2 separate regions of the Homo sapiens genome follow, and region 1 is linked to region 2. The links are chromatin contacts, found by Hi-C in ENCODE. All regions are on one chromosome and are shown on one strand. Each heading gives the region's core, a stretch centred on a gene start or an enhancer-like site at or near the end of the contact. The rest is flanking DNA. Distances are from core to core; before and after follow the strand shown. Region 1 overlaps GALNT1 (polypeptide N-acetylgalactosaminyltransferase 1). Region 2 holds the start of SLC39A6 (solute carrier family 39 member 6).

Evidence for each region. A loop is a pair of places that touch in the nucleus more often than their neighbours do. Pooled maps may share reads with other maps.
Region 1: a pooled map shows a loop between it and region 2 (9-fold over the local background). The contact joins the enhancer-like site here to the promoter of SLC39A6 in region 2. A Hi-C loop is called at or near these places in 1 of 37 single-sample maps with no recorded cell type and 9 of 50 pooled maps.

What each region holds. Positions count from the first base shown.
Region 1 is chr18:35,615,670-35,618,369 of GRCh38, forward strand. All of the region lies in intron 1 of GALNT1 (polypeptide N-acetylgalactosaminyltransferase 1), which reads left to right. Among named protein-coding and RNA genes, the nearest start is that of MIR3975, 25 kb to the left of the region's middle. Within about 2 kb of position 1,387, at least 20 of the 41 ENCODE cell types and tissues checked have a DNase peak (open chromatin) inside an H3K27ac peak, as active enhancers do.
Region 2 is chr18:36,127,890-36,130,589 of GRCh38, forward strand. It overlaps SLC39A6 (solute carrier family 39 member 6), which reads right to left and starts at 1,451. Exons shown (of 10, transcript NM_012319.4): 1 at 1,225-1,451. ELP2 (elongator acetyltransferase complex subunit 2) reads left to right here and starts at 2,010. Exons shown (of 22, transcript NM_018255.4): 1 at 2,010-2,182. The coding sequence starts at 2,045. RefSeq lists enhancers at 1,249-1,754, 1,377-1,671, 1,702-1,891, 1,755-2,260, 2,052-2,261.

The sequences.
Region 1 (2,700 bases), core at 137-2,636, 510 kb before region 2:
GAATCAGTAATGCACACACCCATATGTCAGTACGCATACATACGTAAGTGTGAAAACAGTTAATGGCAGAAGAAAGCAAGAGCTGTTTCTTAGGAGAAAAATGAATAGCCAGTAAACAGTTGTTTTCAGGGAAATACAAATTAAAGCTACATTGACAAAATTGTAAAAGTTGGACATTGTCAAGTATACCACTGCACTACTCCATGGCAGAGGTTGGCAGACTTTTCTGTAAAGGGCCAGATAGTAAGTATTTTAGCCTTTGCAGGCCGTACAGTCTCTGTAAAGGCCAACAACTTTGACGTTGTAGTGCAAAAGCAGCTGTAAACCATATATAAATGAATGAGAGTGGCTGCATTCCCATAAAATTTTATTTACAAAAATACTAGTTTGCCACCCCTTGCTCTATGACACCAAAGTTAGTGAACTACATCAATATGGATGAGTCTTAAAAACGTAATGTTGGATTTAAAAGGTAGCAGAAGAATACATTATAATATGATTTAATTTATGTAAATTGCAGAGGTAGACAAGGTAAAGGATACAGGTTTGTGGGTTTCATCATAGTTGCTGGGACCTGACTAATTTTGAATTCTGGCCTTGACATGTATAGTCTATGTGACGCTGGCCAAATTACCTAACTTTTTAAAGTGTCAGTTTTCCTATCTGTAAGATGGTGTGCATAATAGTACCTGGCTTACTGGGTTGTTGGGAGTATTGTTATACAGTGCCCATCAAAGTGCTCAGCACACAGTAAGTGCTTGGTAATTGTTGTTATGCTTTTATTCTCCTGTTTAATTTATATCTCTATTAAAAGAAATATAGCTGTTATTGCTTTGGACACTGGGTGTTTTTTTTATCTGACCTGCATTGCATATGGCTAATGAGAAGTACTAAGGCTTGCATATCCTCACCTGAAGTCTTGAGTAATGTTTGATTCCTTTTGCTTAGCACAGGTTGTAAAACCTTCTAGTGTTTTAGTGTTGTGTTTTAATCTCCACATTCATGGTAGCTTGCTGAATACTTGGCAGAAACAGCTTCCAGTGTCACGTAATCTTTCTCTGTGGCAGTTAGCATCGTCTCAGACTCCTTTTTCAGAGCTCTCTCCTCCTTTGTATTGGCACCACTCTTCAAATTCTGTGACTTCTCAGACCTTCCAGTCCTCTAGTATGGTCCACCCCTCAAACTTCTGACTCTTCAGCTTCCTCAGCTGAAAATGAAGATAAAACCCACTTGAAAGGGTTGTTATTAGGATAAAATTCTCTCTCTAATGCCTAAGCCACTGAGGAACCCTGTAACCATAGATCCTGACTCATTTATGCCAGAGTGAGGTGTGGTATGAAAACAAACAAAACTTTATGAGTAGTTCCTTCCCCATTTGAGCAGCAGTGACGGGTGAATGTAATGCAAGCGGCGCATTGCAGGCATTCAGACAGCTCCCCCCTCCATTTCCTGTCTGTGGCTACTGTTCTCTAGACTCTTCTCTCACACCACCAAGAATCATTTATTACAGGTATTTATATTGACCATTTCCTCCCTAAGGACAGTGATGTTGTCTAACTCATCTTTGTTCTCATATGGTCTGGTAAAATGCTTGGCATATAGTAGGGCAGTTAACAAATTTGTTAAGTGAACAAATGTCTACTATATGCCTTGCTTTTGTTCACAGAACACCAGTGTATGCAGTATTTGGCCTGCCAAAGTAAGATGTTAAATCCAAAGTAAGATGTTAAATCCTAATTTAGCGTTTAGCTATCTGAAACACGTTTAAAAGTTACTTCTTTGTTTTAACATCATATTTCGAGAAATTCTAACATATATAAAAGTAGACAGAACAGTGAAACGAGCCCTCTTAAACCTGTATCCATTCTCCAGATTCAGCAAACACATTTTCCCACTTGTGTTCCACCTCTCAATCTAACCTCACTCCCCTGCTCTTAAGCCCAAGTATTTTAAAGCAATGGAAGACATCATGTCATTTTACCTCTAACATTCTTCAGTATAGATCCTTTAAAATGAGAACATTTTGAATATGACCACAATGCTGTTAACATTCCTAATTAACAGTGATTGCTTAGTAGCATCTGTAACCCAGTTCATAATCATATTTCCTCAGTGGTCCCTAAAGTGTCTTTTTAAGTTGATTTGTAGATTCAAAACTCAAAACAAGATCAACATAGCACATTTAGTTTTTTTAAAAAAGCTTTCCTTAAAAAAATAAAAACAATACCTATTTTAAAAATTATTTCTCTCCCTTTCTCTTCTTCTTTTCTTTTCGATAACTCTTCAGATTAGGGTTCTTTATAATGAAACCATAAACTTTGCTCTAGCAGATAAAGGTTTCATCTTTTAAGACTGCTTTGCTGTTCTTTTTTTTTTTTTTTGATAGCCAAGCACTTAACATGTATAGAGAGCACTACTGCAGTTAACAGCACAGCAAAATGCAAAACTGTTAACTGCTCTGATTTTTCTTGTGCAATGAGATAGCATTATGTGCAGTACCATTAGGAAAATAATTTTACATCATTTTCATTCATAATTAACATTATTTACATTAAATGTAGTCTAAACCTGTAAAATAATCTTGTATTCATTAAAAAGTATATATTCTTTGGTATGTTTAGTTTAAATACATCTTTAAAAAATTTTAGTTATTCCTCTTGAATTTATGGTTAGGGTCTCAAGAAGGAAGCTTGAGACTAG
Region 2 (2,700 bases), core at 201-2,700:
GGCGTGACCACTACGCCCAGCCTCAAATAAGTGTATACTTTAAATACACATTGAATCTTTTTTCCGACTTGACAATGAATCAGACACATTATGTCCATACATAGAATTCTTAAAGTAAACTGAACTTCATGAAAAACTCACTGTAGCATCCTTGTGTTACTACAAACCAGTCAACATTTAATCACAGGCTGTTAATCATCCACAGTAGTGTTTGGAACCAAAGGCCTGTGCCCCAAAGAGGAGGAAGCAATTGAGTTGGAGCTTGAAAAGCAGAATTCAGTTAAGCAGAGCCAGAATTCAGTTAATTCAGATCCAGCAGGATGTCCAGCACCAACGGTGGAGGTGATGGTGGTCAAACTCACATCTCCAGCAAAAGACGCAGACGTCAAGTTTACAACTAAGCAAGAGCATGGGGCTATCCAGCTCTACCACGGTCAGCTGTTCTTTGGACAGGGCTCTCGCATTCATTACCTTATCTAAAATACCGGTAAAACCTATTTTGCAAGGCGAAGGAGGAAAACACATGAAGGAATGTATATTACAAGTACTCGTTAAACTCATGTGTTGCACAAGTGCGAGGTATCATACAGGGAACAGTGGGAAATGGAGGTACGGCGTAGAACGAGGCTCCTGAAAGAGGAATCTTTGGGGCTTGAAGTTTCGGGAATTCTTTTACTAGGTAAAAGATAAACATTTAGAAATCATTCCCAGGAGAGAGGCGAGGAGCGGGGTGGGAGGGGACTAGCACAGGGGACAGCTCCGAGCCTTTCTCCAGGGAGGATGCTGAGCGCGGTCGTGGACCCGTTGAAGGATCTCCTTTCCTGCAAGTTGGTGTGTGCTGGAGGAAAAAGGAAAGCAGAAGGGAAGGGCCTTAGAGAAAAAGGCGAGTACAGAAAACGGAAAAGAGGGCACAAAGCTCTCTTCTAAAAGCTTTTTATTTCTAAACACGTCAGTCCCTTCTTCGAATATGGGATGAAAAGTACGGATCTTTTCCTCAAAAAATCCTCCGTTGCACCCCGAAGCCCATCTGAGCACCTTAAGAAGTCCGGCTCTCTAGGGTGAGTGGGCGCCTGCGGCGGGCTCCCCCCAGCATCCTCTTTCTGTAGCCCCCCTGCCCGGTCCGCAGGATCCGGTTCTCCGCAGAACCACCCCTACCCCGCCACGCCTGTCTGGCCTGAGGAGCTCCCCTCCCAGCCGCCCTGCTCCCGGACCTGAAAGACTCACGTCTCCGCGGCCTCGTTGTCCCACGGCCCGGCCACGCGCGCAGGTTTGGTTCCACACGGGCGGTCCAGAGGGCTCGGAACGGGCCCACTGGTGTCTTCGAGAAATCTCTACCAGGCGCGAACACGCGGTGGTTTCATTGGGTTGGCTGCCCCTCGGTCCGGGGGCAGCGCCGCGCAGCCACCCGGCAGCCGCGCCCCTAGCCTTCGCGAAGCTGGAAGACAATCACTAATTACCGCCGCGCGCAGCGCCGCGGGGAACCACCGCCCCCTTCGCCCAGGACTGCAGGGCATGCGCAGTGCGACCCCGGAACCCGGCTCCGCAGACGGATCCGCTTTTCCGTGTGTTCGCCGACGCCGCGGGGGCGTGGCGCGGCCCTAGCGCATTGTAAGCAGTTGGGGGTCATTTCCTCGAGGCCCTACTCGCTAGCCAGCGCCCCCGGGGCCAGCCCTGGCTGCTGCTGGGAGCCGGGTCGTAAGGGGCAGCGAGATGTTTCTGACGCTGCCCCAGGCACATGAGCCCCGGGTCCTTCGGGAGGGTCCCGAGCCACTCGGGTCGGATTTCGCTCTTGAGACAAAGGCCTGGCTCGTTCGCGGAGCGGGGCCACGGTCCAAGAGCAGAGCTAGCAAAGCGGCGGCCTTGCACAGGGGTTCCAGCCTGCGGTGGGAACGGAGAGTCTCAGGGGGGCGGGGCTGCCTCCGTCTGGCCCTCGGCTGGCTGCGAAACGTGGACTGGGTGATGCCTCAGGAGAAACCACCCTAGTAGTTCCGCTCCGAGGGCGGAAGTGCGCGTCTCTTGTTTGTGCGGCTGACCAGTTGGCGACATGGTGGCACCCGTGCTGGAGACTTCTCACGTGTTTTGCTGCCCAAACCGGGTGCGGGGAGTCCTGAACTGGAGCTCTGGGCCCAGAGGACTTCTGGCCTTTGGCACGTCCTGCTCCGTGGTGCTCTATGACCCCCTGGTAAGAGAGGTCGCTGGACGGCCGACCCTTGTGCTTTTCGGGTTGAACCTGTGGACGTGCTCCGGGCGCGCTGTTAGTTGCCGCCCCAGACCTAGGAGGCGAGTCGGGTCGGCTCAGGGGAGCGGGGTTTGGGCTCGGAGTCTCCAGTGGACCTGCCGGACTCGCTCCTCACCCCTCACCCTTTGCCGTCTCACGCGTGGCGTCATCCTAGGGTCATTGCTGCCCATGAGCTGCTAGTAACCTGTTAGTCCCACGCAGAAACCCGAATGATAAGCATCTTACCTGAAGCCTTCCTTGGGAACTGTAGTACCGTTAATCAATTTGGGTTTTAAAACAATTGAAATTTATATGTAGATTAAAACCATCATCCCACAGGTGCAATCTCATTTCAGTATTTCCTTCAGTTTTGGTTAATGAACTTTTGTTGTATTGAATTTCAAGGAAATGTTACCTGTGTTTTAGCTACGGGAATGGACATTTTAGAGAAAGTGTCAGTTTGGGGGAAAGGTCATAGGGGA